2 separate regions of the Homo sapiens genome follow, and region 1 is linked to region 2. Evidence: read pairs that join two places in POLR2A ChIA-PET (ENCODE). Cell type or tissue: GM12878. All regions are shown on one strand. Each heading gives the region's core, and the rest is flanking DNA. Links, peaks and the distances in the headings are about the cores only.

Evidence for each region. ChIA-PET counts read pairs that join two places held together with the same protein. Peaks named below come from ENCODE experiments on the same cell type or tissue, not always from the same donor. Only the 100,000 strongest peaks of a DNase experiment are listed, where the experiment ranks them.
Region 1: POLR2A ChIA-PET joins it to region 2 with 7 read pairs; 7 of 35 experiments call an interaction of 5 or more read pairs at or near these places.

The regions. Positions count from the first base shown.
Region 1 is chr16:22,365,864-22,382,149 of GRCh38, forward strand. CDR2 (cerebellar degeneration related protein 2) reads right to left here and starts at 8,756. Exons shown (of 5, transcript NM_001802.2): 1 at 8,368-8,756. The coding sequence starts at 8,446. CDR2-DT (CDR2 divergent transcript) reads left to right here and starts at 9,024. Exons shown (of 3, transcript NR_148970.1): 1 at 9,024-9,360; 2 at 9,464-9,697; 3 at 12,278-12,317. RefSeq lists a silencer at 8,289-8,518 and enhancers at 9,059-9,138, 9,479-9,528. In GM12878, for the core only: no CTCF peak of the experiment used is centred there; no DNase peak of the experiment used is centred there.
Region 2 is chr16:22,233,083-22,249,406 of GRCh38, forward strand. It overlaps EEF2K (eukaryotic elongation factor 2 kinase), which reads left to right. Exons shown (of 18, transcript NM_013302.5): 3 at 11,548-11,648; 4 at 15,673-15,733. Among named protein-coding and RNA genes, the nearest start is that of EEF2K, 35 kb to the left of the region's middle. In GM12878, for the core only: no CTCF peak of the experiment used is centred there; a DNase peak (open chromatin) is centred at 8,079; H3K27ac peaks cover 337 bases.

The DNA of each region.
Region 1 (16,286 bases), core at 17-2,516, 130 kb after region 2:
CTGCACTCTGGGCAGGTAAGTCTCAGGCCCAGTTCTATCATTTACCAGAACACTTTCAATATGGTGACTTTAAGGCCCCTATAGTTAGTATTCTTGTTTAGAGAGATGACTGTCTTATCAATATAAGATTGTGAAAATCAAATGAAATAATACATAAAGGAGTACTTTACAAACTAAGTTGCAATACGCACGCAAAGTACTATTAATAGTCATTGATTCACAAATGAATGTTTTTGTTGCCAGGCACTATGCTAAGCATTAGCTATAGAACAGTGAATAAAATGAAGTCCTGCTTTGCTGACATTCCCAGATTAGTGGAGGAAGCCAGACAAATGAGTAACTAAACTCACATACTGTGATAAACAGTATTCATGCATGCATGCATATACTCAATAATATCAGACACTATTCTAGGCACTGGGATGGTGCCCAGGAGCCATAAGGAACTCACATTAAAAAAATATCCCTGCCCTCATGGAGCTTATATTCTACTGGGAGAAACAGCACAATAAAACTTGATAGCGATAAATGCTAAAGAGAAAAAAATAAAGCAAGGAAGAAGTACAGGAGGAGTGTGGATGTGGGAGGCTGAAATTTAAGAACATGTGACCAGGGCCACATTAGAATCAATGTGTGAAGGAACAGAATAAGTGACCCATGTGTATCCATCAGGGAAACAGCACTCCAGGCAGAGGCAAGGCAAGTGCAAAGCACCTGGGAGGAAGCATGACTGAGTCATTAAGGAGGCTGAGGAGGGTGGAGCAGAATGTATTGGGCAGGGAGGGGAGGGGGAAGACTCAAATCAGAGGGGCTCCAAGATGGCCAGTTTGCGGAGGGCCTAACTAAAGAGGTCAAGAGTTTGGCCTTTACTCCAAATGAAGGAATCCAATGGAGGTTTAACAGGATCACTCCGGCTGCTGTTATACAGGGTGAATGGGACAAAGGTGGGAGCAGAGTGACAGAAAGATACTGCAATCGTCTGGGTGAGAGATGATGGTGGCTTGGACCAGGGTGGCAGAGATGAAGATGGGAGAGGAGGGGCAGAATTCTGACATGTTTTGAAAGTAAAGCTAAAGGATTTGTTGACCAATTCAATATAAAGTCTAAAAGATAAAGCGGGGGAGAAAAACCTGGATTTGGTGATAATGAACAAAGGGCTTTCTTTTTCTGTCTCTTTATTAGGCACGGTCTCGCTCTGTTGCCATGCTGGAGTGCAGTGGTGCACTCATGGCTGACTGTAGCCTTGGATTCCTGGGCTCAAGTGATCTTCCTGCCTCAGCCTGCCAAACAGCTGGGACTACAGGCATGCACTACCAAACCCAGCTTACTTACTTACTGATTTATTGTAGAGACAGGGTCTTACAATGCTGCCCAGGATGATCTCAAACTTCTGGCCTCAACACATCCTCCCACATCAGCCTCCCAAAATGTTGGGATTACAGGCATGAGCCACTGTGCCCAGCCTAGGGCCCAATTTAGAAAGGGAGGTCATAAGGAAGGTCTGACAAGACCTTTTAGCTGAAGCTTGAAGGATGAAGAACTTGCCATGAATTTGGCATATTCTACAACCTGACAAGCAGCCAGTATGATAGAAGCATGAGGGATCAGATCATATAGGATTTTATAGCCCATGGTAGGTAAAGTTTAAATTTTATTCTAGGTATGATGGAAAGTAGCCTCAGTTATTGTCATAAAAGTATTATGAAAAAAATTTATCATAAAAACAAGGAAACTCACTACATAATGATTTTTAAACTTAATTTTTAGAGGTTGACAAATAAGGCTTAATGGCTATCCACCACTACTCATAGTAAAACTTAGCATTGAGTAAATGGTAACAACAGCATTAGTTGTTGTAATGTCCACTCAAGTGCATAATTAGTATTCTACTTGGTTAGTTTTCACTCTGGAAAAAGCAGCAAAACCTACCACACCCAACTCCAGATCATTTAAAAACATTTTACACCCATTTAAAATAAAACAGTATACTGTTGGTAGATAGGTGCTAAAATACATTCTCTTGTGATTTCAAAACTAACAATGTCTATTAGTCATTACATTCATTAAGACTTTAGAGGCCAGGTGCAGTGGGTCATGCCTATAATCCCAGCATTTTGGGAGGGTGAACCAGATGGACTGCTTGAGCTCAGAAGTTCGAGACCAGCCAGGGCAACATGGTGAAATTACATCTCTACCAAAAATACAGTGAGGCCCTGTCTCAAAAATAAAAAAATAAAAAATAAAGACTTCCATTAAATCTATGAAATAACTTGTATTTACAAAACACAGAACTTTTACAAATAGCTCAAAGCATTTAAGAGACATTAGTCTTTTTCTTGTCATTATTTATTTATTTTTTTTGAGATGGAGTCTCTCACTCTTGTCACCCAGGCTGGAGGGCAGTGGTGCGATCTCGGCTCACTGCAACCTCTGCCTCCTGGATTCAAGTGATTCTCCTGCCTCAGCCTCCTGAGTAGCTGGGATTACAGGCACCCACCACCACACCTGGCTAATTTTTGTATTGTTAGTAGAGATGGGGTTTCACTATGCTGGCCAGGCTGGTCTCGAAATCCTGACCTCAAGTGATCCGCCCACCGCGGCCTCCCCAAGTGCTGGGGATTATAGGCATGAGCCACTGCCCCCAGCCTACTTTTTGTTTTCTAGAGACATTAGTCTTTATATCTTTAAAGGTATTTAGTCCAGTTTCTCAGATGAGACAGCCTGAAGCACAAAACTGTTAATTGACCTAATCAAGCTCCAAGGTGAGTCACAGATCAAACAGAAACTCTTAGGTCAACAGGTTCTCACTCTCACTCTCATCACGATTCTTTGTTATCTTCATCTGCAGAGTTTTAAGGCAATTGAAAGAGAGGTCCGCAGGCTTCTTTAAGGTAGAGAATACAAATGTTCCCCTTGTTGAGGTACTTAATTTCTTCTACTTGTTTTCACAGATTGCAATGAGAAATTAGAGTTCAACTATTTGGGTTTTTATTGCCTGCTCTGCTAGTGAAAGCACATACAACCCCAGGCAAGTTAATACCCTGTTTTCACCAAATGAAAAAGGAACTATGTATGGCTCAACATGTTCCAGAAAAAATGATTTTGTACTCACAGAGTGTGTAATGTGTATACATAGACCCATATGGAAGCTACCACACTGTATTAAAGACAAAGTATAAAAACATTACCTAGGTATTACTTAAGTCTTTCCTTCTTAAATGTGTGAAGTGGTAATTCCTCACTGGGAAGGCTCAGATTCACCAAAGATGCTCTTAACCAGCAATCAAAGCCTGAGCCAAGGACCGGGTGTGGTGGCTCACACCTGTAATCTCAGCACTTTGGGACGCCAAGGCAGGAGGACTGTTTGAGGCCAAGAGTTCGAGACCAGCATGGGCAACATAGCAAGACCTTGTCTCTTAGCAGGAAAAAAAAAAAAAAGAAAAAAAACAAAACCCAACTGGGCTGAAACCTCTCCCAGAATCCAGACTGTCTTGAGACTATCACCACTTTCATTCAGTTATGGAACTACCTGTGCTACTTAAGAGTAGCCAGGAACCTCTTCCCTGCTCCTGCAGAAAGAGATACCAAGGACAGCACTCTTTAGTAGATAGCAAACAAAAAAGAATTTGAGACTTGTCCTTATCTCAAACCTTATTTCCAGTAAAACAAAGCACCAGCCTGGCTCAGAAACCTGAAGTCTCGATCTCCTAAATATTTATAGGCTGTTAAGGATAGAATTTTAACAAGTCCCAACTACAAGAAAGCTCCTGTGAAGTCACACTGTATAACAGGATATTACTTCATCTGTTAGCTTAAAGACACCGGACTTTGTCTTTAAAAAAAGTTCATTTCCTGTTGAGTAGCAGCTGGCTTCCATAACCAAAAGAGGCCAAAAGCTGGCAGTAAGCCCAAGAAAGTTTTCTAAATAATTAGTGGAGGGAATAGAATATTGAATGTCCCTTATAGTTTTAATTAAGGCACAAAAGAAAAGGAAATAATATAGTTTCGAAGCCTTATACACCTGTTCATCTCTACAGGATTACAAAATGAATTTTCATTAAGAGGGTCTTCTCTAAATCCTATTGAACTGGCCTGGTTTAGGCAACTACTAAAAATACTGTAGATTTATTGCAGGCTTGAGAATTTCAACATATCAATACCTTCATATGTTGAATATTCTTTCACTAATGAGTCTTTGCAGGTAATAATATATTTTTAATGGTGTAAACTGTTAGCTTTAAACAGATACTCAGCTCTATGCTTTAGGCAAAAAATTAGTACTGGCAGCTGTAGTCTGTAGGAGTAATTCACTAACAGTAAGGCTGAAAGTTTTTCCTATTACAAAGTCAAATGCGTCATTTAGTGATGCTTCTGTTTAACTCCTGTTGCCAATGTTACTATAATTGGGAAAGCAGAAAACCTGAATATAAATATCAAGAAAAATGATGTTGTCAGTTTTAATAACCCTCCAAACAGTGATTCAGCAAAATAGTTGTACACAAGGAGGATGTACTCATCCTGCAATTTTAGGATTCCTTTAAACTAAGAGTTCATTTACTGATCCACATAACAGAAACCTGAATCCTTATTCTAAGTTTGCACAGCTCACCAAATGACAATAGCAGCTGGTTTAAAAGAAAATCCAGTCTCTGAAGTCTTTCCACCTTGTTCTCAGGGGCATGTTTCAAAGCAAGCACCATCATTACCTGCACTGAAGGCTCCTGCTGTCCCAGAAAAGATCTTACCCACAGAGATTATTGTCAGTATTCCTACTGAGCCAACTCAGCTCTCTGACAAAAGACAGTCTCTTCATCAAAGAGTTTTGTAACAGCAAAGGGTTTTCTCCTCCTGCCTACACAAAAGCTTTACATGTTTCTAACAAGGTATGAATAGTAGACCAGAGTTTACTGAGGTTAGAAATTTCCAGCAATTTCAATTTAAAAACGGATACCCTAGGAAACTTTGATACAAAGATTCAATCTATTCAGAGCATGGCTTACTACTGCTAAAGGAAAACATTCTATAGTTGTAAGATACTGAGAACAGGATCATTAAAAGTTGTTTTCCAGCCAGGTGCGGTGGTTCACGCCTGTAATCCCAGCACTTTGGGAGGCCGAGGCGGGTAAATCACGAGGTCAGGAGATTGAGACCATCCTGGCTAACATGGGGAAACCCCGTCTCTACTAAAAATACAAAAATTAGCTGGGTGTGGTGGCACGTGTCTGTAATCCCAGCTACTTGGGAGGCTGAGGCAGGAAAATGGCTTGAACGCGGGAGGCGGAGATTGCAGTGAGCCAAGAGCGTGCCACTGCACTCCAGCCTGGGGACAGAGCGAGACTCCACCTCAAAAAAAAAAAAAAAGTTTTAAGCAGTTCTCTCCAAATAAGCCTTGCTCAGTAATAATAATGAGGATGTTAAAAAACGGACAGATGCCTGCACATAAAATCCCACTAGACTTGCTGAATAATCTGTTTAACAGGACAGACCTGCTCCCAAACTTAATTCAGCAGCAAGTGTCTACTGAGGGCCTACAATGTACGAGGCGCTGTAGTGGGCACATCCCATGAGGCGGCACCTCCAGGCTTCTCTAGTGAACAGATTCCTGGAACATTCACTCTATGGGAGTAGGAATCCTACCTATCCACTCATGTGGGGAGGTGCTGTGGCCCCAGGGCCCAGGCGAATACCTGGCAAAGAGCAGATAATACATTTTTGAGAAATGAACAAGTTTTAAAATCTGTTAAAAGTTTAGGAGTTAACATATAACTTAGCAAAACTGGGGAAAGGATACCCTTTTATTCACACTGTAGCCTTTATTCTTTGACAGGCCATATTCACAAGTTACAATTGTTGGAATTTCACATCTTCTACTCGTACTCCATATAGTTGGTTATGACACAGAGGGTTAAGTCAAAGTCCACTGTGATAACGTAACAGCCCTTTGAAAAACACAGAAATGCAACTGGCAGTAAAGAGGTTCAGATATGTGTGTGTGTGTGTGTGTGTGTGTGTGTGTGTGTGTTTTGAGAGGGAGTTTCGTTCTTGTCATCCAGGCTGGAGTGCAATAGCACGATCTCAGCTCACTGCAACTCCGCCTCCCAGTTTCAAGCAATTCTCCTGCCTCAGCCTCCCGAGTAGCTGGGATTACAGGGGCCTGCCACCACACCCACCTAATTTTGTATTTTTAGTGGAGATGGAGTTTCACCATGTTGGCCAGGCTGGTCTCGAATTCCTGGCCTCAGGTTATATGCCCGCCTCGGCCTCCCAAAGTGCTAGGATTACAGGCATGAGTCACTGCGCCCAGCCCAGACCTGTGTTTTTAAGGTTAAACTTGAAGAGCTGATGACTTTATTTTGATCAGAGGTTAAAGAGAATTCCTCGTGTAACCCTGACACGTTGCACTTGCTGCTCGGTAGATTGAAGTGTTACAGCTGTTGTTCCTAACAACCTCCCACAGCGGGAGAATGCAGCGTGGACTAAGGCACCTGATGGAAGAGAGCCATGAAAACAATTCTGTGCGAGTGCTTCAGTGCAGTTCAACAAATATTAAAATCGAGCTTCCAGTATGTGCCAAGTATTATGCTAGATGCTGGAAACACAAGAAAAAAGAACCTGCCCCCTCTATGCCCTTAAAGATTAATGCTTCTTAAATACAGGAAAGAGAAATATTTAGTTGTGATGATACAAATTAAATTATAGGGAAGTACTGCAGTGGTACAGTGGTTGCCTCACAAATCCTGGAGAAACTATCAAACTAGGCCATCAATCCTTACGGGGAAATCTGAAAACAGGTTTGTTAATATGTATAATAAATTTGTCTCTTGGACATAAAGAAGATGGTGCCAAACACTGCACTGCAACCACTAAGTAGCTTGGACTCTGTAAGTGTAATAAAGGTGAATTACTTTGGTTAAAGTGATTGCATGTTAATTTAAGAAATTATCTTCCTCCAAAAGAGGTGCTCATTTTATTTTCCTTTTCTGAGTTATTCAGGTCTACATTCTTTTCTTCTGCCATGTTCAGTGGTTAGCATGAACAAGCAACATGATCATTTAATATTCAACTAAATGAGATGTTAATTTTCATTGCAAGATTAGAGCTGAGAGCATTTACACAGAATTGCAGAAACTGAAGATGCCTGGAAAAATTCCTGAGGATTGTTCAGTACTCAGTATAGCGGTTAAGAACGTTTGCTCTGGAGTCTTAAGGAGAACCCTAGCACTCCCCAACATTACTACCTCTATTGTGTTACTGGGAGAATTAAATGAGCAACTGTGTTATGGGCCTATCAGTGTTAGGCACATAAAAAGTGTTCCCCAACTGCTAGCTCCTGCTATTAGTATAAGAAAAACAGGGGCCCCACTGGCCCCAAAGAGTGGGCTACTCTACGATTGTTCTCTGGAGACACCATCGGCAGGCCTGTTTCTAAGTGAAAGCTGGCGTGCAAACTGAAGAAAAGTGGCAGAGATAGATGCGCTCTTTCTTCTGTCGTTTCAATTGGCATCTGGTGAACTATGCCTAACAGCTTAACGCCCAACTGAAAAAAACTGTAAACTAGGATGGTAAGGAAGAGATGGGGTTTGAGCAGTGACTACAACTCTTCTTCTGAGTGTGTGGGTTCAAAAAACACTCCCTCCCACACTTAGCTTTAGGCAAGCCACTTTACCGTTTTAATCTCCGCTTTCCTCATATGGAAAATGGGATAACAAAAGTGTGTAATTGGATTGTTTGTACCTCAATGGATAAATGCTGGGATGGACGCCCCGTTCTCCATCACGTGCTTATTTCACACTGCGTGCCTGTATCCAAACATCTCATGTACCCCACAAATATATACACCTACCATGTACCCTCAAACATTAATTTTTAAAAAGTTACTGTCTCCTGGAGTTACGGTGCGGAGCGCACAGCTCCCGCTACGCCGCAAAACAACTACCACCTGCAGCAGCCGGCCCTCCACGCTGGCCATGAAAGGCGCTGGGCTAGACAGCCTGCGACGGGGCGGCTTCTCGGGCTATGCCACTTACTGCGGGACACACTGGCTCACCCGGGTCTGCCTCGGAGGAATGCAGTGAGGATTAAACTAGCTAATCCACGGAAAGCGCTTAAAACGGTGCCTGGCTCGTCCCTGGCCCCCACGCGCCTCGGGGCTGATATTCAACTGCGCATTAGCAAGGCCGTGGGCCCCGTGCCGAGGCTTCCTGCGGGCGGGATCCGCGGGCACGGCCGGCCCAGCCGCCAGGTGAGCCTGAGCCCTTCCCGGCACCTGCATCCTCCGCCGCCACAAAAAGCAACTTTTTAACAGTTTCGCAGCGGGGGCCTCCCGGGCCAGGCCGCCGCCCGCCCGCGGGGCGCCCCCGCCCTCACCTTGCTGGAGGTCCTGGTGGTCGTACCACGGCTCGTCCTCCTTCATCTCAAACTCCTCTACCAGGTTTTCCGCCAGCATCTCGGCTGGGTCTTCTAGGGGCAGCGGCCCCCGCCGCCGTCCCGCCTCAGCCGCTGCCCCGGGCTCTTCCCCGGCCCCTCCGCCCTCAGCCAGAGCCGCCCTCGGGCGGGACGCGCCGCCGCCCAGACTCCGCTGCGCCGCCTCAGCCCCGTTCCCGCCGGCGGCCGCCGACCGGCCGGCTGCCTCGACTCGCCTCGCGCCTACCGACGGCCCCAACGGCCGGGCATTACGGTGCGAACGCCTGGAGCCGGAGTCTCACGCAGCCGCCAGTCTTCACGCCGCCGCCGGGCCCAACGTGGCACTTTGGCAGAACCCTCCCCGGCCGGGGATGCGATTCAAACCCCCGGCGGCGCCTCAACCAATCGCGAGCGGGCTGCTGGCCGAGCGGCAGGGACTTCGTCCAATCGCCTCTCTCCAAAGACCGGCGGCTCGCCCGGTATCGAGGGCAAGCAGCCAATGGTGGGTCCGGAATAAACAAAGAAGGCGGGGAAAGAGTGAAGGGGTGCGGCCGAAAGCCCGTCCCCTGATCTGCGCTGTGAGGCTCCTAGGAGGGCGTTCTGGGTTTCGGGCTGGGGAGCTGGCAGAGGCGCGTCTTACCCCTGTGGTGGGTGTCCCGAGGCCGGCGCGTCTGTGGACAGGCAACGCAGGCCGGAGGGCCTAGGACTCCGGCCTCTGAGAGGCGGGCGGTTGTCCAGGGGAGTCCTTCGTGCCGGCGGGAAGCGCAAGGGTGCCGGAAGCCTGAGGTCCGCCGCCCGGCCACCCCTTCTCGCATCTTGACTCTGAGATTTGCTCCGGGTCCGGCGGGGAGACTCGAGGTCGATCGGGAGTTTGGGTTGAGAAAACGCCCACTGAGCGGTAGCTCTTGTCTCCTTGACATCTGAGCCCTGGGAATTAAACTCACGCTACATAAAACGGTGGGCACCAGACCCCCTTGAGAATCTGGGGCGGTGAGGGATGCCCGAAGCTGTCCACTTGGAGGGCGAAAATTGTAAGCAGTGTTGCAACGATTTTTAAAAGGTACCCCTAGACCACAAGTTAAGCATCTGGGGACGTGACATTGCACCTGGAGGGGACAGGCTGCAGCTCCAGCACTTAGTAGCCAGCGAGGCAGAGCACGCTGTCCTCCACCGACATAACCCAGCAAATACTGCTCCTAGGTAAAGCTTTAAGCACCATCTTGCAGACAAAGCACGGAAACTCTTAAGCAGGATGACAGACCTGAAGGTCAATGTTCTCAACCTTGACGTAAAGGTAAAGGTGCAGCTGATGGAAGACAACAGGGCCAATATCTAACTAACTTTGAGCAACGAAACAAAAAAAAATCGAGGTTTAAGTATACAATTGAAAGATTATCTCTAGAACATGAGGTAATAAACTGTTAGAAATTCAGAGAGAGGGAAGAGGTGGAGAGGAGTGTTAAATCCTGATCTATTTTAGAAGTGAGTCGACAGATAATACCTTACATTGATAATCCAATGAATAGTTTCCACAAATATGGAGAGAGCTGCCAGAACTAAAAATGGGAAGCAATTAAGAGTTTTCCGAGGCTGGACACGGTGGCTCACGCCTGTAATCCCAGCATTTTGGGAGGCCGAGGCGGGCGGATCACCTGAGGTCGAGAGTTCGAGGCCAGCCTGACCAACATGGAGAAACCCCATCTCTACTAAAAATACAAAATTAGCTGGGCGTGGTGGCGCATGCCTGTAATCCCAACTACTTGGAAGGCTGAGGCAGGAGAATTGCTTGAAACCCGGGAGGTGGAAGTTGCAGTGAGCCGAGATTGCGCCATTGCACTCCAGCCTGGGCAAAAACTGCGTCTCAAAAACCAAACAAAAAAAAAAAGTTTTCCTAAGAGGAGGAGTGATTTGAGGCTGGGGACTTTGGCTTTTTGTTATAAACCCTTCTGTGATCTTGCTTTTTTAGTTACTTGCACATTAAAAATAAGGGAAATTGTAGGGAAGGAATTATAGACTCAAGCTACTTTTTTTGTCTTTCTGTATAAAAAAAGACTTGGGTAATTTGGAAGGGGGGAAAAACTCATCCTGAATAATTCTTGTGGGTAATAAAATTCAGGGTGTCTCTCTGCCTCCCATCTTTGCTCAAACCAGCATAACCTAACCTCACGCTGATGCTGTATCAAACAGCACTTGACTCCAGGGTTACCTTACACATAGGCTGTAGGCTACTCTGGAGAAGTCTTGCCAAGGACAAGACCTCCCACTGTGGAGTTGTTACCTGAAGTTTTACCCTTCAGTCCTTAAAGGAGACTGCTGAATAGAGTGGAAAGCACAAGGGACCTAGAGTGAGAAAACCTAGAGTTCTCGCCATACTCAGTACCAGCAGAGAAGCCTTTTAGCAAACAGTTTACAGGAAAGATGATTGTTTGCCTTGCTCACAGAGCTATCTGAATCAGAGAGACCCTGAAAGCAAGTATTTTGTGCTCATTTTAAATGTAAGGCTGTGTTCTTGTGACCTATACTGTAGAAGTGCAGGTACCCTTGAGGACCAATTATGAGCATCACAATAAATAATCATAGTAATGGATTATAACCCATTGAATAAAAAGGAAAGAATCCATGAGTCCATACTGACATAAATAAATGGGAGAGAAAAGAAAACTTTCTTACAGTAGGATGCCAAGCAAAAAATGTAGAAGGAATAACACTGTTAGAAAGTAATAATAATAATAAAAGAGGAATGGTAAACTCACAAATCCCTTTCTTCAAAAAGGCAAAATGTTACTGGCACACCTGTAGTCCCAGCTACTTGGGGGGCTGAGGTGAGAGAATTGCTTGAGTCCAGGAGTTTGAGGTTACGATGAGCTATGATAGGTGACAGCAGAGCAAGACCCTGTCTCAAAAAAAAAAAAAAAAAAAAAAAAAAAAAAGGCTGTGTACAGTGGCTCATGCCGTAATCCCAGCTCTTTGGGAGGCTGAGGCAGGCAGATCACCTGAGGTTGGGAGTTCAAGACCAGCCTGGCCAATAAGGTGGCCCATCTCTACTAAAAATACAAAAATTAGCCGGGAGTGGTGGTGCAAGCCTGTAATCCCAGCTACATGGGAGGCCAAGACACAAGAATCCTTTGAACCTTGGAGGCAGAGGTTGCAGTGATCCGAGACCGTGACACTGTACTCCAGCCTGGGCAATAGAGTGAGACTCTGTCTCAAAAAAAAAAAAAAAAAAAGAAAGAAAGAAAAGAAAGTGAGGTCCTGTAAAGCCTCTTCTACTGCCCTAGTTGTCCATCGAGATATTCAGAGTTGAAATAAGATCACTTCAAACAAACTATCTTAATCACTAAAGATAGAACCCTTTGGAAAGATAGCAAGTTGGATTTAGGAATAATTGGCAATGGTGATTTGTGGAAGCTAAAGGGCTAGAATCATGCAGGGGCATTTTTTTTTTTTTTTTTTTTGAGAGAGTCTCACGCTTGTCACCCAGGCTGGAGTGCGATGGCGTGATCTTGGCTCACTGCAACCTCCGCCTCCTGGGTTCAAGTGATTCTCCTGCCTCAGCCTCCCAAGTAGCTGGGATTAAAGGCGCCCACCACCACGCCTGGCTAATTTTTGAATTTTTAATAGAGATGGGGTTTCAGCATGTTGGCCAGGCTGGACTTGAACTCCTGACCTCAGGCAATCCACCAGCCTCAGCCTCCCAAAGTGCTAGGATTACAGGTGTGAGCCACCGTGCACGGCCCCCTTCACGATTCTTATCACTGATTCGCAAGGTTCAAAGTGCCCGCTGTTTGCTCCATCGAAAACAGAAGCTCATTTTGACTTCAAATGCATATTGAAATGTTCTTTAACAATTCTCCATTTTTTTTTTCTTTTTCAGAGTCTCACCATGTGGCCCAGGCTGGAGTGCAGTGACACCATCTCTGCTCACTGTCACCTCCACCTCCCTGGTTCAAGTGATTCTCGTGCCTCAGCCTCCTGAGTAGCTGGAATTACAGGCATGTGCCACCATATTCGGCTAGTTTTTGTGTTTCAAGTAGAGTCAGGGTTTAGCCATGTTGGCCAGGCTGATCTCAAACTCCTGGCCTCAAGTGATCCGCCTGCCTCAGCCTCCCAAAGTGCTAGGATTACAGGTGTGAGCCACCGCGCCCAGTCAACAATTCTCCTTTAAAAAAGAAAAGAAAAGAAAAGAAAGATATGGAGAATTAAAGTTTTTGAGGGTCAGGCGTGGTGGCTCACGCCTGTAATCTCAGCACTTTGGGAGGCCTAGGTGGGCAGATCACGAGGTCAGGAGTTTGAGACCAGCCTGGCCAACATGGTGAAACCACGTCTCTACTAAAAATACAAAAATTAGCTGGGCATGGTGGCGCATGCCTGGAATCCCAGCTACTTGGGAGGCCAAGGCAGGAGAATCACTTGAACCCGGGAGGCAGAGGTTGCAGTGAGCCGAGATCATGCCACCGCACTCCAGCCTGGGCAACAGAGTGAGACTTCCTCTCAAAAAAAATAAATAAGTGAATAAATAAAGTTATTGATAGTTTAAAAAAGCAAAAAAACCCACAAACTTTATGTCTTTTGGTGTGTTATTGGGTTGTTTTTAAGGACACTATTTAAGGAAACTTCTTTTCCCCTGGAAAATCTTGAACAAAAATTGCATTGAAAAACTGGTGTCAGTTTTCTGTGCTAAATTTGGTGAAGTTTCCATTGTTCTTTTAGAGTCTACTCAGTCATGGTTTAGAAGCAATCATAAGTAACCTCTTCAGTGACGTTAATATTATTTGGTTTAGTAGGTTAGTAAATAACCACCCAAGTTGATTCCAAAAGGAGAATTTATGGTGTTCATAATAATTCACCATTATTTAATGAACTTGCCCAGCCTAACTAACCATGGCACCATTTTGCTACTATTTAATTCTTTTTGTTTGTTTGTTTCTTCGTTTATTTTTGAGACAAGATGTCACTCTGTCACCCAGGCTGGAGTACAGTGGCGCTATCACAGCTCACTGAAGCTTCAACCTCCCAGGGCTCAGGTGATCCTCCTACCTCAGCCTCCCTAGTAGCTGGGACTACAGGCATGTGCGACCACATCTGGCTAATTTTTGTATTCTCTGTTGAGACAGGTTTTCACCATGTTGCCCAGGTTGGTCTTGAACTCCTGGGCTCAAACAATCTGCCTGTCTTGGCCTCCCAAAATGCTGGGATTGCAGGCCTGAGTCACCATGCCTGGCCAACTTTATAAGTTTTCTTTATAAAATATGTTGTGATAAATAAGATCAGATTCAGAAATCCTTTGTCTTCGGTTGTAAAGATAAAATGCTCTTGTTCTCTTTTGTTTTATTGCTATAGTAAAGTCATGTAAGGAGAGTTTTTAGGTAGCAATGGGGGCTTTAAAAAAATTGTAAGTGGTGATTTTCAGTTTGATACTTACAGAAATAAGTATTTACTATGATAACAGTAATCTATTTTTAAGGAAAATTTGTATTATTTTAATTATTTTTATGTACAGAAAACTTAACAGTGTACATTTAACCCAGTTTAGTGGCAAGTTCTTTAGCCTTTGCCCTTTCGAGCTTGGCGATACGAGCCACAGACTTAGGACCCAGGACGTTGCCGCCCCAGTGACGGTGGATCTCATAGTATCTGCCATTGTAATTGGGATGACAGTAATCTAAAGGAAAATATTAATGGCTCCTTTTGCAGAAGGAAATAAAGATTTCTACTTCACGCAATATGTAAAAACAAAGAGAAGTTCAGAATGTAGACTTTTTTAAATTTTTAATGTTTTAAATTTTTTTTTTTTTTTTTGAAACAGTGTCTCTGTTGCCCAGGCTAGAGCGCAGTGGCATGATCTTGGCTCATTGCAACCTCCACCTCTCAGTTTCAAGCATTCTCCTGCCTCAGCCTCCTGAGTAGCTGGGATTACCGGCACCTGCCACCACACCCGGCTAATTTTTGTATTTTTAGTAGAGATGGGGTTCCACCATGTTGGCCAGGCTGGTCTCAAACTCTTGACCTCAAGTGATCTGCCCACCTCGGCCTCCCAAAGTGCTGGGATTACAGGCGTGAGCCACTGTGCCTGGCCACGAAGTTCAGACCGTAGAGTTTTTCATAATGCAATTGAAACCTTATATTCTTATGTTTCGGACAGGCTGGGTACTTAACTTAAATCTTTGAAAAAAAAATTGAATTCAACTCTCAGAAAGCTTATGGCCTTTTGCAGAATTATAAGTTTACAAATACCTGCCATGCAACTTAGTGATAGATCAGATTAGAAAGGTGCAGCATGCTTCTTGTTTTAGCACGCCTGAAATAAAACTAAAAGAAACAAGAGTCCCTAGGTTTTGGTAGGCTAAATTTGTGTCTTGGCTTTTGATTCTACTGTCTCCCTTGTTTTTGACTCTTTTAGTAACCAAGCAACCTCTAGCCTCAGTCTTCATTCTCAGGGATGAACTCCTTAGAGTGAAGTCTTCACTGGTAGTTCCCAGCATTTTGAAATCTGAGAATTGCTTTTAAAGTAAAAAATGTTGGCTGGCCTCCACACAATAGTAGTTTTGAAGTGTTTGGGAACTGCATCATGATGAAAACAATCAGATTTGTATTTTTAATCATTATAGCAGAAGCTACAAACATTTTAAGAATACAAGTACACATGTGGACAAAACATTCTTTATTCTATAGACAATGCTTGGTATGCATATGGGTTTGATAACCCATTTTTGATAATTCTAGGACCCTGCCACTCATAGAATTAGAGTCTTCTTTTTTTTTTTTTTTTAATTTGAGACAGGGTCTTGTTCTGTTGCCCAGGCTAAAGCGCAGTGGCGAGATCATAGCTCATTGCAGCCTCAAACTCCTGGGCTCAACCAATCCACCCGCCTCAGCCTCCTGAATAGCTAGGACTACTGATCTGCACCACCACACGTAGCTGAATTATAATCATTCTTGGGTCTACTTGGTGCAAAGTGAAGTGTAGAGACCTTAAATAATTTGGTCATTTGAGCCAAATGCCAACTTCCTCCTTCTGACTTGCCCTCTTTTTCCCTAAGAAATTTGGCAGTGTAGACCGAACTGTCTGCTTAATTCTGTTCCTGGATCTACAAAGTTAAAGCGAGGCCCAAGGATTACTCAAGCAAGTAACATCCTTTGAGTTATCTGAATCTGTGTCTGTTTTCTGACTGAATAAGATGCAGAGACCTGGCTAAATATTCAAGTAAGCCAAGAATAGAACAGAAAGATCATGGTATTCTCTTTAAACTATAGTCAAGATTGAAAGGAAGATGAATCTATGCCTTCCTCTTGCTTGGTTAGCCTTTTCCTGTTTTCTACTTATAAAAATCAAAGGGTAAGACAGACAATAGGCTAGATTTAAGATAGGCCCATACAAGGATCTCAGCAAGGATCAGAATGTGTTATTTCTGTACCCATTGTAGTGATGTCCTTGCTGTCAAAGCTACAGAAGATCAAGAATAAGTCTTCAAATGCAAGTCTGTACTACTGAATGAACAACTTTAAACTAAGATGAGGGACTTATTTTCTTTTTGACTTGAGCAAAAGGCTGTCACCTTGTTGTTCTGTTTCTGTTGTACCCTACCAAGTAAGGAGGATAATAATGGCATAAACATATCTCCTTGACACTAGTTAATCATGTCCAAGCTCTTGGATGAATCCCACTTTATTTTATATATTTTTTTGAGGTGGAGTCTTGCTCTGTCGCCCAGGCTGGACTGTAGTAGTGCCATCTCAGTTCACTGCAACCTCTGCTTCTGGCGTTCAAGCAATTCTCCTGCCTCAGCCTCCCAAGTAGCTGGGACTACAGGTGCATGCCACCACACCCAGGTAATTTTTGTATTTTTGTGGAGATGAGGTTTTGCCCTGTTGGCCAGGCTGAA
Region 2 (16,324 bases), core at 6,656-9,155:
ATATCAGGCAGTCATCCAAAGATGTTTATAGAGTTTATGATAACGTGGGAAAGTGCCTCTGCTCCAGAGTTAAATCTAAAAAGAATACAGCATGATTATAGCTCTGTGAAACTCGCACGTACACATACAGCCAAGGCCTGAGGGGAAGCACATCACCAGGGCAGCAGGAATTGTCTTTGGATTGGATTAGGAGGGACTGTGTTCCTTTTCTCCTTCTCTGTCATTTCTACATTTTCTAGAATAAGCATAGGGAGCAAATACATGTTTTTAATTTGTTATTAAGGTGGGAAATTTTATTTTTAAATATTATTTTCAGCCAGGTGCACTGGCTCATGTCTGTAATCCTAGGACTTTTGGCGGCCGAGGCAGGTAGATCACTTGAGGTCAGGAGTTCGAGACCACCCTGGCCAACATGGTGAAACCCCGTCTCTACTAAAAATACAAAAAAAAAAAAAATAGCCGGGCATGGAGGTGGGCACCTATAATCCCAGCTACTCCACAGGCTGAGGCAGGAGAATCACTTGAACCTGGGAGGCAGAGGCTGCAGTGAGAGATTGCACCACTGCCCTTTAGCCTAGGCAACAGAGCGAGACCCTCTCCCCTGCCCCCTGGCAAAAAAATATTTTCCTGATCTGAGAATATCTCAGAGCTCATTCCACATCAATACACATAGATCACCTTATTTAAAAAAATTTCTTTTGAGATAGGGTTGCCCAGGCAGAAGTGCAGTGGTGTGATCATAGCTCACTGCATTGAAATCCTGGGCTCAAGTGATCCTCCCACCTCAGCCTCCCGAGTAGCTGGGACCACAGGCATGCACCACCATGCCCAGCCTGTTGTTGGTTATTTAATGGCTGAATATCATTTCATTGTTGGAAGCACCATAATAAATGTAGCCAGCCCCTCCTTGTAGGGTATGTAGGTTATTTCCAGTCTTGTCCTGCCACAAACAGCACTTCCTTGTGCATGTGTCTTTGCACCCATGAATGGGCGTGCCCACCAGAGGACCCCCCCCAGAGGTGAACTGGCTAGGCAAAACGTTTGTGTGTTTAAACTGGGATAGGTGTTGTCGGTTGCTCCTCAAAGAGGTTACACCATCGTGTGTGCCCCCCATGATGGGTGGGTACACCTGCTTCCCATGCCCTTATTTGGCCAACTTTGGTGATTACACTCATACTTGTAACCCACTGAGGGCAGCTCTAACAGCATGATCAAAGAATAATGATTGCCTTGGGAGGCCGAGGCTGGTGGATCACCTGAGGTCAGGAGTTGGAGACCAGCCTGACCAATATGGTGAAACTTCATCTCTACTAAAAATACAAAAATTATCTGGGCGTGGTGGTGTGAGACTGTAGTCCCAGCTACTCAGGAGGCTGAGGCAGGGGAATCACTTGAACCCGGGAGGCGGAGGTTGCAGTGAGCCAAGATCGCACCACTGCACTCCAGCCTGGGCAACAGGAAAAAAAAAAAAAAATTTTAGCAGTTTTTGGAAATATAATTCACATGCCATACAATTTACCCATTTAAAATGTACTATTCAAAGCCTTTGAGTATATTCATAAAATTATGCATCCATCACCACAACCACTTTTAGAACATTTTACCCAAAAACTAAATTCTATACCCCTTAGCCATCACGCTCTAATATACACATCCCACCCAGCCCCAGGCAAACACCAGTCCACTTTCTGCCTCTCTGGACTTGCCTTTTCTGGACGTTTTACATAAATAGAATCATACAACATGTGGCCTTTTATGTCTGGCTTCTTTTGCTAAGCATAATGTTTTTTGTTGCTTTTTTTTTTTTTTTTTTTTTTAGGGGCGGTTTCACTCTGTTGCCCCTGCTGGAGTGCAGTGGTGCCATCTCTGCTCACTGCAACCTCTGCCTCCCAGGTTCAAGTGATTCTCTTGCCTCAGCCTCCTGAGTAGCTGGGATTACAGGCAACATGGTGAAACCCCATCTCTACTAAAAATACAAAAAATTAGCCGGGCATGGGGGCGCACACCTGTAGTCCCAGTTACTGGGGAGGCTGAGGCGCAAGAATTGTTTAAACCTGGGAGGCAGAGATTGCAGTGAGCTGAGATTGTACAACTGCACTCCAGCCTGGGAGACAGAGCAAGACTGTGTCTCAAAAAAAAAAAAGTGCAGATATTTTGCTATTAAGATCTTAGTGTATAGTTCAGACTTTACTGTATTTCACTTTAAATATACACAAATATGGACATTTTGTTGCTACTGTAGAATCATGCTATATATGTCTTCAGTAACCAGTTTTTTTCGGCAAGCAAGAAATCATCATGTCTTTTCAGATCAGTAAATATGGATGTAGTGTCTTGATGGCTCTGTCAGCCCATTGTATGGCTACACCACAGTTTCTTTAAGCATTGCCTCTTGTGGGATACTTAGGCAGTTTCCACGTTTGTTTGTTTTTGAGATGGAGTTTCGCTCTTGTTGCCCAGGCTGGAGTGCAATGGCACGATCTCAGCTCACTGGAACCTCTGCCTCTCGGGTTCAAGTGATTCTCCAGCTTCAGCCTCCCAAGTAGCTGGGATTACAGGCATGCACCACCACGCCTGACTAATTTTGCATTTTTTAGTGGAGATGGGGTTTCTCCATGTTGGTCAGGCTGGTCTCGAACTCCTGACGTCAGGTGATCTGCCTGCCTCAGCCTCCCAAAGTGTTGAGACTACAGGCGTGAGCCACCGCGTCTGGCCAGTTTGTTTGTTTTTTAAGAGATAGGGTCTCATGCTGTTGCCCAGGCTGGAGTGCAGTGGCACAATCATGGGTCACTGTAGCCTCGACCTCCTGAGCTCAAGTGATCCTCCCACCCCAGCTCCCCAGGTAGTTGGGACTAAAGGCATGCGCCATCACGCCTGGCTAATTTTTGTATTTTTTTTTTTGTAGAAATGGGGTCTTGCTATGCTGCCCAGGCTGCTCTGGAACTCCAAGTGTCAAGTGATCCTCCTGCCTTGGCCTCCCAAATTGCTGGGATCACAGGCATGACCACTGTGCCTGGTTTCCAGTTTTTTGCTGCTGTATTCCATGCTGGGTTCCACTGATAATTGTACCAAACCTCTAAGTGCATGTGGCATAGATTGTGGCCTCTACACACCACTGTTGGTCTCTTTCCATTCCAGAGCCTCACTGTGTTCCCCCACTTCTTCCCGCTTCTTTTATTTGAGCCCTTGAGTTTGGTTAAGCCCATTACTGCTCTGCAGGAGGGGAGAGTAGTTGGGCTGTCTCTGAGTTGTATTTCTTTTTTTTTTTTTTTGCCTCGACTTCCCAGGTTCAGGTGATCCTTCCACCTCAGCCTCCTGAGTAGCTATTACTACAGGCGCATGGCACCATGCCTGGCTAATTTTTTGTATTTGTAGTAGAGGCAGGGTTTCGCAATGTTGCCTAGACTTCTGAGCTGTATTTCATAAAGTCTGCAGAAGTGATGATGGGGAAAAAAATGATTTTATAACATGAAGTGACTGTAACAGGTGATAAAGGCTTGGGTGAGTCACTGGATGTGTCCTCAAGTAACCAGGGGCCTTGATTACTGTGATAATGGCAATAATAACAGTAATATAAAATTGGCAACAACAGTGATAACATCCCACGTGCCAAAACATTTGCAAACACATTGCCGGCACTCCACCCTCACTCCTGGCATACTCGATGAAGTAAATTATTATTACTATAGTAATCATTATTATTATTTCCATCTCCCTTTCCTGGTATATAATTATTATGATTTCACTATTATTTATTTTTATTTTGTACTCTCAGACTTTGAAGAACCACAGCCTTTCTATTCTGTAGCCAGAATTATGTTTTCCTTTTTTTATGAAATATCCACAGACCTCTTTTTTTTTTTTTTTTTTTTTTTTTTTTGAGACAGAGTCTTGCTCTGTCACCCAGGCTGTAGTGCAGTGGTGCAATCTCAGCTCATTGCAACCTCCACCTCCTGGGTTCAAGCGATTCTCATGCCTCAGCCTCCTGAGTAGCTGGGAGCACAGGCACACGTCACCACGCCCAGCTAATTTTTATATTTTTTGTAGAGAGGGGGTTTCACCATGTTCACCAGACTGGTCTCAAACTCCTGGCCTCAAGTGCTCCACCTATGTCGGCCTCCCAAAGTGCTAGGATTACAGGCATGAGCCACCACACCCGGCCCATAGCCCTCTGTTCTATGTAAGATTAATTAACCTACTCAACAACTGAGTTCCGGAATCCTTAGAAATAGAGGATATTAGAGCTGGCACGGCCTTAAGAATCATCTAACCTGGCCAGGCGCAGTGGCTTATGTCTGTAATCCCAGCACTTTGGGAGGCCAAGACAGGTGGATCACTTGAGTCCGGGAGTTTGAGACCAGCCTGGGCAACATGGTGAAACTCTGTCTCTACAAAAATACAAAAAATTAGCCAGGCGTGGTGGCGTGTGCCCATAGGCCCAGCTACCCGGGAGGTTGAGGTGGAGGTTGAGGTTTCAGTGAGCCATGATTCCATTACTGCACTGCAGGCTGCGCAACAGAGTGAAACCCTGTCTCAAAAAAAAAAAGAAAAGAAGAAAACTCGTCTAACCCAGTAATTTTTGTTTCTTAACTTTGATTTACACAGGCATTACCTAAATACATTCTCATTGTAAAAAGAATGCAAACAACATAGATAAACTGAGGTCTCTTTGAGCAACTTCTTATCCCTTTCTATTCCCAGAGATAAGAATTATATTAGTTTCATATAAATTACTTTTCAGACCTCTTTTTGTGCATTTGCATATAAGTATACATTTGTGTGTATGTCTACAGACACACACATCCTTAGAAAATCCATGGTATTGATTTGTGGGTTTCCGCCACCAGTAAGTGGTATCATAGTGTTTGTATTGTTCTGTAACTTGCTTTTTTCCCCCCTAAACAATAGGTCTTAGAAATTGCCCATGCTGGGTGCGGTGGCTCACGCCTGTAATCTCAGCACTTTGGGAGGCCAAGGTGAGTGGATCACCTGAGGCCAGGAGTTCAAGACCAGCCTGACCAATATGGTGAAACCTGATCTCTACTAAAAATACAAAAATTAGCCGGGTGTGGTGGCACTCACCTGTAATCCCAGATACTCAGGCAGCTGAGACAAAATTGCTTGAACCCAGGAGACGGAGGTTGCAGTGAGCAGAGATGGCGCCACTGCACTCCAGCCTGGACGACAGAGTGAGACCACGTCCCCCACTCCCTGCCCGGGGGGAATACAAAGATCACCCGTGCTAGCATCTTATTTTGAGTATACCAAGTGTATGTGATCATCCCCCTACAGATGGGCAGTTTGTACTGCCTGATCATTATGGCATTATAAGTGCTGACCTTGAGGCTAGAGTTCAAGACCACCCTGGACAACATAGAGAGACTGTCATCTCTACACACACACAATTTTTTAAATTAGCTGGGCATGATGGTGAGCACCCATAGTCCCAGCTACCTGGGAGGCTGAGTTGAGAAGATTCGTTGAGCCCAGGAGTTGGAGGCTTCAGTGAGCTATGATCCCACCACTGCACTTCAGCCTAGGCAACAAAGTAATAAATACCTGGTCTCAAAAAAAAAGAAAAAAGGAAAAAAAAAAAAAAAAAAAGCACTGATCATCCTTGGACCAGCTTACCTGGACACACCTGGGTAGGTGATAGGAATGGCTGGGTCAGAAGTCGGTGCAGAAGAAGGTTCATAGCCACTGCCAGGTGGCTCTCAAAGATGGCAGTACCTGCTTCCATTCCCCACCTGATGGTAACATTACTGGTGATTTGTAGCTCCAGCAGGAGTCACCCATAATAAGCACTGCCACCCCAGTGAGCCACTGTTTTTGGTGGGAGTGTGTCTACCCTGGGTGCAGGGGCCACAAAAAAGTGGACCACCAGCAGCCAAAACCTTCTTCATCCTTGTTTGTAAACAAGGAAATGGAGGTTCCCACAGCCAGTCAGTAAGCTGGAACCAGAGTCAGGGACATGAATGTTAGTACAGTACTTTTTATACTGTGCTTATTAAAAAAAAAAAAGTCAGTTGCATTAATCCCACCTGTTGCCAATAAGGTCTGGCATGACTCTGTTCTGGGTTTGGAAAAAAGGTAATTTTTATTCTATGAAATACCACACCCTCTAATTCTGCAGTACTTTCCTCCCTGTTTTGTGGTTGGTGCCACGGCATCCAGCCAGGAGGTAATTTCTGTTGCTAATCTTCACTGAATGGGGACGGTCCCTGTTAGTGGCTTACGGAGTGGCGGAGTCGTTTGAGAGAGGCACTGTCAGAGAATTGTGTGTCGTAGACAGAGAACAGGGCACCTGTACAGACATGCTTGGAAGGGTGGCCTGCTGAATTCTCAACCCTGCAGGCTCTCCTGACAGGTGGAGGTCGAAGGCTGTCCCTGCCATTTGTAGCAGCCGGAATATGAGCTGAGACTGGTGCTTTAAGTTACGGGGATTGGGCTGGGCGTGGTGGCTCATGCCTGTAATCCCAGTGCTTTGGAAGGACAAGGCAGGAGGATCACTTGAGCCCAGAAGTTTGAGAACAGCCTGGGCAACATACCGAGATCCTGTCTGTACAGAAATTTAAAAAATTAGCCAGGCATGATGGCAAGCGCCTGTCATCCCAGCTATTCGGGAAGCTGAAGCAGGAGGATCACTTGAACCCAGGAGTTTGAGGCTGCGGTGAGCTGTGATCATGCCACTGCATTCCAGCCTGAGTGACAGAGCAAGACCCTGTCTCTTTAAGAGAAAAAGTACAGGGGCCAGGCTCATGCCTGTAATCCCAGCACTTTGGGAGGCCGAGGCAGGCGGATCACAAGGTCAAGAGATCGAGACCATCCTGGCCAACATGGTGAAACCCTGTCTCTACTAAAAATACAATAATTAGCTGGGCGTGGTGGCGCAAGCCTGTAGTCCCAGCTGCTCAGGAGGCTGAGGCAGGAGAATCGCTTGAACCCAGGAGGCAGAGGTTGCAGTGAGCCGAGATCATGCCACTTCACTCCAGCCTGGTGACAGAGCCAGACTCCATCTCAAAAAAAAAAAAAAAAAAAAGGTACAGGGACCGAAATTCAGAAAAATGTTTTAGACATACACATGTCTGCTGTGGGGTTATTTACAACAGGGAGCAATCAGTGACAAGCTTGAAGTCTAACAGTGGAGAGCAACAGGTGAATAATCAAGTCAATAACAAAAAAGTTATACAGTAGATTATTATGCAACTATTAAAGCAGGATGCAAATAACTTATAAATTTTATAGTTATCTGATGTACTGTCTGTGCCAAAAGAATTTTAGTGATTTGTTTACTGCTTCTTGGAGTATAACTTGGGATAAATTTTTTGGCAGAGAACTCAGTCATTTCTAGATTTTAAATGTGATCCAGCAGTTACATTTCCCAAAAAATATGTACTACTGAGATCTTGCACAAGCGCCCAAGATTTGGATAGGAAGATGTTCACTTCAGCACTGTTTGTACTAGGAAATGTTGGAGGGAACCCAAACATTATTCAATTGGAGGTTAGGCAAATACCTTAAGGTACATTTATATAATTATATATCTGGTAGTTCTGGAAATGAAAGGAGGTTACCCCAGCCAGTCTGCACATATGACATGGAAAGATGTCCAAGATCTTACATTAAGAAAAGTCAGATGCACAACAGAACATGTGGTGTGGTCCAATTGCTCTTTCTTTTTATTTTGTTTTATTTTTATTTTTTTGAGATGGAGTCTCACTGTGTCGCCCAGGCTGGAGTGTAGTTGTGCTCTCTTGCCTCACTGCAACCTCCGCCTCCTGGGTTCAAGCGATTCTCCTGCCTCAGCCTCCCAAGTAGCTGGGATTACAGGCTCGTGCCACCATGCCCGGCTAATTTTTGTATTTTTAGTAGTGACAGGGTTTTACCATGTTGGCCAGGCTGGTATCAAACTCCTGACCTTGTGATCTGCCTGCCTCAGCCTCCCAAAGTGCTGGGATTACAGGTGTGAGCCACCGCGCCCGGCCTAAACTGCTCTTAAATATGTGTTTATGTTCACAGAGGCATAGGAAAAAATTTTGCAGAATGTCTACATCAACTGTCAGCTGTGGTTTTCAGAGGAAGTGGATTAGGGAGGACTTCCGCTTTCTAATTCAGAGTTCTATAGTGCTTGCAGTTTTTATGTGATGTGGATCATACTTTGGAATCAGAAAAAAAAATTGAGATCACTAAATAAAGCACAAAATCCCATTGACCCACTCTTCTGTAAGGAGGTGAATTATATTTTATGGTATGATACCAATCTTATTAAAAAATGCATGTAGGCCGGGCAAGGTGGCCACGCCTGTAATCCCAGCACTTTGGGAGGCCAAGGCGGGTGGATCACCTGAGGTCAGGAGTTCGAGACTAGCCTGGCCAACATGGTGAAACCCCGTCTCTACTAAAAATACAAAAATTAGCCAGGCATGTTGGCTCACGCCTGTAATCCCAGCTACTCAGGAGGCTGAGGCAGGAAAATTGCTTGAACCCAGGAGGTTGCAGTGAGCTGAGATCACCCCACTGCACTTTAGCCTGGGTGACAGAGGGAGACTGTCTCAAAAAAAAAAAAAAAAAAAAAAAAAACATATAGAAGATCTGGAAAAGAATTAGTCTACGGCATTGCTCCAGTGGATGGTATATGGTGGATTTGACTTTTGTCTTCTGTATTCTCCAACTTTTAAATTAAGTCTAAATTAGCTACCAAAATAGAAGAAAAGAATTACAGGCTTTATTTTTTGAACTCTGCAGAGGTAAAAAAGCCCCAGCAGGCTAGGTGCAGCAGCTCATCTCTGTAATCCTAGTTCCTTGGGAGGTTGAGGCAGGAGGATCACTTGAGGCCAGGAGTTCGAGACCAGCCTGGGCAACAAACGTAGTGCAACCCGGTCTCTGCAAAATAAAAATAAAAATAAAAAAATTAGCTGGGCATGGTGACACACAAGTGTAGTCCCAGCTACTCAGGAGGCTGAGGCAGGAAGATCGCTTGAGCCCAGGAGTTTTGAGGTTGCAGAGAGCTATGATCACACTACCACCACGTAGCCTGGACAACAGAGAGAGACCTTATTCCTATTTAAAAAACAAAACAAAAACCCAAAAACAAAAGAAAGCCCTAGAGAGAGTGAGAGGCCTGGGCTCTGTGTGTGTGTATTGGAAGGCCCAGCTCCACTGCCTGAGCTGCTTCTATTTTGAGCAGGACCCAGTGCTGGGGATGAGGTGAAGCCCTGTTTGGGCTGAGTCCTTGGGAAGCTGGACTCTTTTTTTTGGGTACAGAGTCTTGCTCTGTCACCCAGGCTGGAGTGCAGTGGCCTGATCTCCATTCACTGCAACCTCCACCTCCTGGTTCAAGCGATTTTCCTGCCTCAGCCTCCCGAGTATCTGGGATTACACGTATGCACCCAGCTTTTTTTTTTTTTAAAGTAGAGACGGGGTTTCACCACGTTGGCCAGGCTGGTCTCGAGCTCCTGACCTTGGATGATCCATCTGCCTCGGCCTCCCAAAGTGCTGGGATTACAGGCGTGAGCCACCATGCCTGGCTACTCTCAATAGGTTTTGATAGATTTGGGAGTTCTTTTGGGCCATCATAATGATGGGGTGGTGGGCACTGCTGGCATAGAGTTAGGGAAGGCCGGGAATGCCAGCAACCCTGAAACAGGGCTGTTCTGCACGATGAATTTTCCTGCATCCCACAAGATCTTGGAACAGCTCATGGGAATCGTTTCATAATTATCTGAGGCCAGAGTTAAATGCTATGTTATGTGTAAAGGCGGCGTATCCTTTGGGAGGCTGAGGTGGGAGGATCGCTTGAAGTTCAAGACCAGCCTGGGCAATATGGTGAGACCCTGTCCCTACAGAAAATTAAAAAATTAACCAGGTATGGTGGCTCAGCCTGGGGTCCTAGCTACTCAGGAGGCTGAGGCGAGAGGATCACCTGAGCCGTGATCATGCCACTGCACTCCGGCCTGGGGACAGGGTGAGACCCCGTCTCTTGAAAAAAAAATAAAAAATAAAAAAGGCAACATATCTTTGGCATGGTTCTAGCTCTGAGCTTAGAAATTTATGTTATCTATGAATTTCACATAGGGCAGTAAAATGGGGTGTTATATAATATTTATTATAAAAAGAGGTCATTGGGTCTGGTAAGGTCAAGAATCTCCACCAGAGATGCAGCCTATTTTTTTTTTTTTTTTTTTTCTGAGACAGGGTCTCCCTCTGTCACTCAGGCTGGAGTGCAATGGCACAATCTCGGCTCACTACAACCTCTGCCTCCTGGGTTCAAGCGATTCTCCTCTCTCAGCCTCCCAAGTAGCTGGGATTACAAGCGTGTGCCACCATGCCCAGCTAATTTTTGTATTTTTAGTAGAGACAGGGTTTCACCGTGTTGGCCACACTGGTCTCAAACTCTTGACCTCAGGTAAACCACCTGCCTCGGCCTCCCAAAATGCTGGGATTACAGGCACGAGCCACTGCACCCAGCCCAGCCTAGAAAAGTTTTATACCCCCGATGGTGTGTGAGGGTACCCGTTCCCTGATATCCGGGCCAGCACTCGCTAAAATGTTTCATCTCATTAAAATAATTGCCAGCCTGCTGTAATCCCAGCACTTTGGGAGGCCGAGGCTGGTGGATCACTTGAGGTCAGGAGTTTGACACCAGCCTGGCCAACATGACGAAACCCCGTCTCTACCAAAAAGTACAAAAATTAGCCAGGTATAGTGGTGTGCACCTGTAGGTCCAGCTACTCCCAAGGCTGAGGTGGGAGGATCGCTTGAATCCAGGAGGCAGAGGTTGCAGTGAGCCGAGATTGCACCACTGCACTCCAGCCTCGGCGACAAAGTAAGACCCTGTCTCAAAAAAAAAAAAAAAAAAAAAGAGGCCGGGCACAGTGGCTCACGCCTGTAATGTCAGCACTTTGGGAGGCCAAGGCGGGTGGATCACTTGAGGTCAGGAGTTCGAGACCAGCCAGGCCAATGTGGTGAAACCTTGTTTCTACCAAAAAATGCAAAAAGTAGCAGTGCGTGGTGGCGGGCGCCTATAATCTCAGCTACTTGGGAGGCTGAGGCATGAGAATTGCTTGAACCCGGGAGGTGGAGGTTGCAGCGAGCCAAGATCACATCACTGCACTCCAGCCTGGGTGACAGAGTGAGACTCTGTTTCTATATATATATATACGTTATATTCTGTTTCTATATATGTATTGTGTGTGTGTGTGTGTGTGTGTGTGTGTGTGTGTGTGTGTATATCCTATATAATATATATATAATGAAATGTTAGCCAACCTGAATGGGGGAATGGTATCCTATTTTCATTCTCAACTCTTTGATCCAAGCGTTGTGTAGTTAAGATGTGCCATTTCTGCCCACAGGGAGGCTGTGCCTGTGAGTGCAGATAGGTTCTTTTGGGGACTGTGTTCCTGAAAGGCTACTAGACAGGAGTCTCTCTCTGTCCTGATACTGTCTGCCTCTCCAGAGGAAATAACAGGGCAGGAGGAGTCCACGCTGTCCCCAAAGCCCCTGACCTGGGCCTGATGTTCCTACCTTCTCCTTTGCCTTCCACAGGAAGCCTGGAAGCACGCAATCCAGAAGGCCAAGCACATGCCCGACCCCTGGGCTGAGTTCCACCTGGAAGATATTGCCACCGAACGTGCTACTCGACACAGGTCAGCAGCTTGTGTGGGGTCTCGAGGAGTCCTGGGGGCTATACGTCCAGCTTCTGTTCCCAATCAGTGAGGCCTAAGTACTCTTGGGGGTCAGGGGAAGGGAGTAATCATAACAGCAGCTAATATTGGCATGCTAATGCGTGCTTAAGGCCCGGTGCATTACCTCACTGAATCCTTCTCGTGGTTCTCACAAGGTACCTATTAGACAGGCTAGACTGAGCTAGTTTTTTTAAATTGTTGCAGATCTCTGGCCGGGTGAGGTGGCTCTCACCTGTAATCCCAGCACTTTGGGAGGCTGAGGTGGGCAGATCACTTGAGGTCAGGAGTTCAAGACCAGCCTGGCCGACATGGTGAAACCCCATCTCTACTAAAAATACAAAAATTAGCCATAGCCAAGCGTGGTGGCTGGCACCTGTAATCCCAGCTACTCAGGAGGCTGAGGCAGGAGAATCGCTTGAACTCAGGAAGTGGAGGTTGCAGTGAGCTGATATAGCACTGCTGCACTCCAACCTGGGCGTCAGAGTAACACTCCATGTCAAAAATAAAATAAAATAAAATTGTTGCAAATCTCTGAAACATTTTCCAATATATTGATTGAAGAAAGTCCATTTATAAGTAGACCCACGCACTTCAAACCCATGTCATTCAAGCATCAACTATACTTGCCCTGGGCCGGTGCAAACTGTGCAGCTCTGGAGAGCTTTCCTCCCTCTGAGCCTAGGGGAGGTTAACCTGCCAGGCCTCTGCTTGTTTTTCCCGGTGGAGGCATCAGGCTCTGGGAAACCTGTTCTCACCGAGGGTGGGGTGTTCTGGAGTCTGCCCCGGCTGAGAGGTGCGCTAAGGGAAACCTCCAACTAGAGTTAAGAACACCTCAGCCCGGAGGGAGGTTTCAAACTTTAGGGATCCATTGAGCTGAGGAGATTTCCACCAGGCAAACTTGTGTGAGGCCTGGCCAGGCCCAGGGGCTGATTTACTCTGGGAAAGGAGAGATGGAAATGTTCCCTGAACCCTCTCCAAGCTCTCTCTGCCTTAGGTATGCACCTATCTGTGACAAAAACAAACTTAATTTAACCTACTGTACCCTTACAACACAGAATGCTTCTGTGAGCTCAAAATGTGTGGCGGTTTCTCCCCACCCACAAGCAAGTAATCAGCTCTGCAGTGGACACCAGCAGATGTGCGTCTAATTCTGTTCCTCTAATTGAAGGAATTAGAGGAGTTTTGAGTTGGGTATCCTATGATTCAATTCAATTCTGACACCATCTACCTGGAGATAGCATCAGATCCCACAGGTTGGAGGCTCAGTCCTACAAGACCGTCCCCGACTTTCACTGCTGATCGCAAGCCCGAAGTGGTTTCACCTGTGCTTCTGACCAGCTATAAATCAGGGTTCCCATGAACCCCTCCTTGGGTTTGATTAACTTGCTGGAGCAGCTCACGGAACTCAGGGAAACACTTACTCATATTTACTGGTTTATTATAAAGGATGTTACAAAGGGTACAGAAGAAGACTGGGCATGGTGGCTCATGCCTGTAATCCCAGCACTTTGGGAGGCCGAGGTGAGTGGATCACTTGAGGTCAGGAGTTCGAGACCAGCCTGACCAACATGGTGAAACCCCATCTCTTCTAAAAATTTAGCCGGGTGTGGTGGTAGGCGCCTGTAATCCCAGCTACTCAGGAGGCTGAGGCAGGAGACTTGCTTGAACCCTGGGAGACAGAGGTTGCAGTGAGCTGAGATCGTGCCACTACACTCCAGCCTGGGTGACAGAGTGAGACTCAGTCTTAAAAAAAAAAAAAAAAAAAAAAAAAGACGTCACTTTGGAGATTCCAAGGACTTTCAGAGTTGCATGCCAGGAAATGGAATCTAAAACAAAATATATATTTACCATCACACAACCTGGTACTGGGGCTCAGAAAATGATACCCCAAAGTGAAGGCTTCAGAAATAGCCCCTCTCTGATCATCTCCTGCCCTCCTGTCTCTCACCCCTTGTTGTCTCCTTAAGCAAGCCATTGAAACTAGAATTGGCCGGGTGCGATGGCTCACGCCTGTAATCCCAACACTTTGGGAGGCTGAGGCAGGCGGATCATGAGATCAGGAGTTTGAGACCAGCCTGGCCAATGTGATGAAACCCCATCTCTACTAAAAATACAAAAATTAGTTGGGCACGGTGGCATGCGCCTGTAATCCCAGCTACTCAGGAGGCTAAGGCAGGAGAATCGCTTGAACCCAGGAGACAGAGGTTGCAGTGAGCTGAGTTCGCCCCACTGCACTCCAGCCTGGGTGACAGAGCGAGACTCCATCTCAAAAAAAAAAAAAAAAAAAAAAAAAAAAAAGAAACTAGAATTGCCCTTGCCCACTACCAGTCATAGAAACTAGAACCCCTTTTTCCCAAAGCCAGCCATAAAGCTTAAAAATATTACTCTAGGCCAGGCGCAGTGGCTAACGCCTGTAATCCCAGCACTTTGGGAGGCTGAAGCAGGTGGATCACTTGAGGCCAGGAGTTCAAGATCAGCCTGGCCAACATGGTGAAACTCCATCTCTACAAAAATACAAAAAAAAAAATTAGCTGGGTATGGTGGCAGGCACACCTGTAATCCCAGCTACTCGGAAGGCTGGAGCAGGAGAACTGCTTGAACCCAAGAAGCGGAGGTTGTAGTGAGCCAAGATTGCTCCACTGCACTCCAGCCTGGGTGATGGGGAGATTCTGTGTCAAAAAAAAAAAAAAATTCTCTAACCTTACATGAATTTTCTGTGCAATAGCTGGCCATAAATAAATTATGGAATGAGACCCTCATTCCAAAGGGGTCCTACTCCATACACAAGAGAAGGAAATGCTATAACAGAGTGGCCAAGAAGAATCGCAACAGGCCTTGCTGGCCAACTCAGTCTGTTACCATTAGCTCATCTCCTTTTTGCCCAATCACATTGCTTCACGCCATCCCTGCTTCACTGAACCTCAGCATAAAATCGGATTGGTTCTTCTGTATCTTTGAGTCTTCATTCTGAAGGCTTCCGTGTCACATAAAACTGGTTGTCCATGACCCTTATGATGGGGAGGAAAGAGATCACTCCTTTCTACCCGTACACCGGCAGCCCTTCTCCTGTCTAGACTCAGAGACGGGACCCTTACCCTCCACTGTGTGCGGCTGTTACTTCTCGGGAGATGTGCCCAGCTGCCTGGCAAGATCGAGGGCACCACCACCACCTCCCCTCCCTGGGCCATGCCGTTTGTTACGGAGACCAGTTATGATCAGCATATTATTTATTCAGTCATTCATCCACCTTGTATATTTATTTTATGTATGTATTTATTTTTATTTTTATTTTTATTTTTATTTTTTATCTTTTGAGACAGAGTCTCGCTCTGTCACCCAGGCTGGAGTGCAATGGTGCAATCTCGGCTCACTGTGACCTCCGCCTCCCGGGTTCAAGCGATTCTCCTGCCTCAGCCTCCTGAGTAGCTGGGATTACAGGCATGCACCACCATGCTCGGCTAATTTTTGTATTTTTAGTGCAGGCAGAGTTTCACCTTGTTGGTCAGGCTGATCTCGAACTCCTGACCTCATGATCCGCCTGCCCCAGCCTCCCAAAGTGCTGGGATTACGGGCGTGAACCACCAAGTCCGGCCATGTATATTTATTAAGCATCCACACACACTGGGTCCTGGTGACTAAGACAGACATGGGTCTGCTTTTGTGGGGTTACAGTCCAGTGGGAGCCCCAGATGCAGAACAAGCCAGTAAACAGCACAGCAGTGAGTGCTGGGGATATGGAAATGGGGGACATGGTAGAGAGGGAACAGTGGGTTTGAGGAAAGGATTGAGACCAGTGTGTTGGGACGTGGGAGGGAGGGACAGTGTCTCCAACCCAACCCAGGAGGTTGGCTGGGCTATGGGCCAAGGTGGAGAGTGGGTTGGTTCTGAGGTCAGTGGGGAGCCCAGAAGGGTCTTTGACCTTTAGCCAGTGAGAAACAGGACCACGTGATGGACGCTGTGCCCCATGGTGGATGGGTCTCTGCAGGTACAACGCCGTCACCGGGGAATGGCTGGATGATGAAGTTCTGATCAAGATGGCATCTCAGGTGAGCAGAGCGTTGAGCCCCGTGGGGACAGGGCTGAGCAAAGACTTTCTGCAGCTAACTTTGGTCTGTGCACCCTTCTCTCCCACTCCCACTTTATTTAATTTTTGTAACTTCGGGGGATTCTTTGTTATTGTTTATTTATTGGTTGTAGCCAGCATTTTTTTTTTTTTTTTTTTGAGACAGGGTCTCACTCTATTGCCCAGGAGCACAGTGGCACAGTCACAGCTCACTGCAGCCTTGACCTCCTGGTCTCAAGCCATCCTCTCACCTTAGCCTCCCAAGTAGCCAGGACCACAAGTACACACCACCACTCCTGGCTAATTTTTTTATTTTTTATAGAGACATGGGTTCCACTATGTTGCCCAGGCTGGTCTCAAACTCCTGGGCTCAAATGATCCTCCTGCCTTGGCCGCCCAGAGTGCTGGGATTATAGGCGTAAGCCACCACACCCGTCTCTACTAAAAATACAAAAAAGGCTTTTGAAGAAAAAAAAAAAAAGATAAAAGACTAGAAAATAGAGTATTCCCTGCATATTGAAGTTAGGATTGCTTTATGAAACTTTGTTTTAGTGTAATATACAATATACACAGA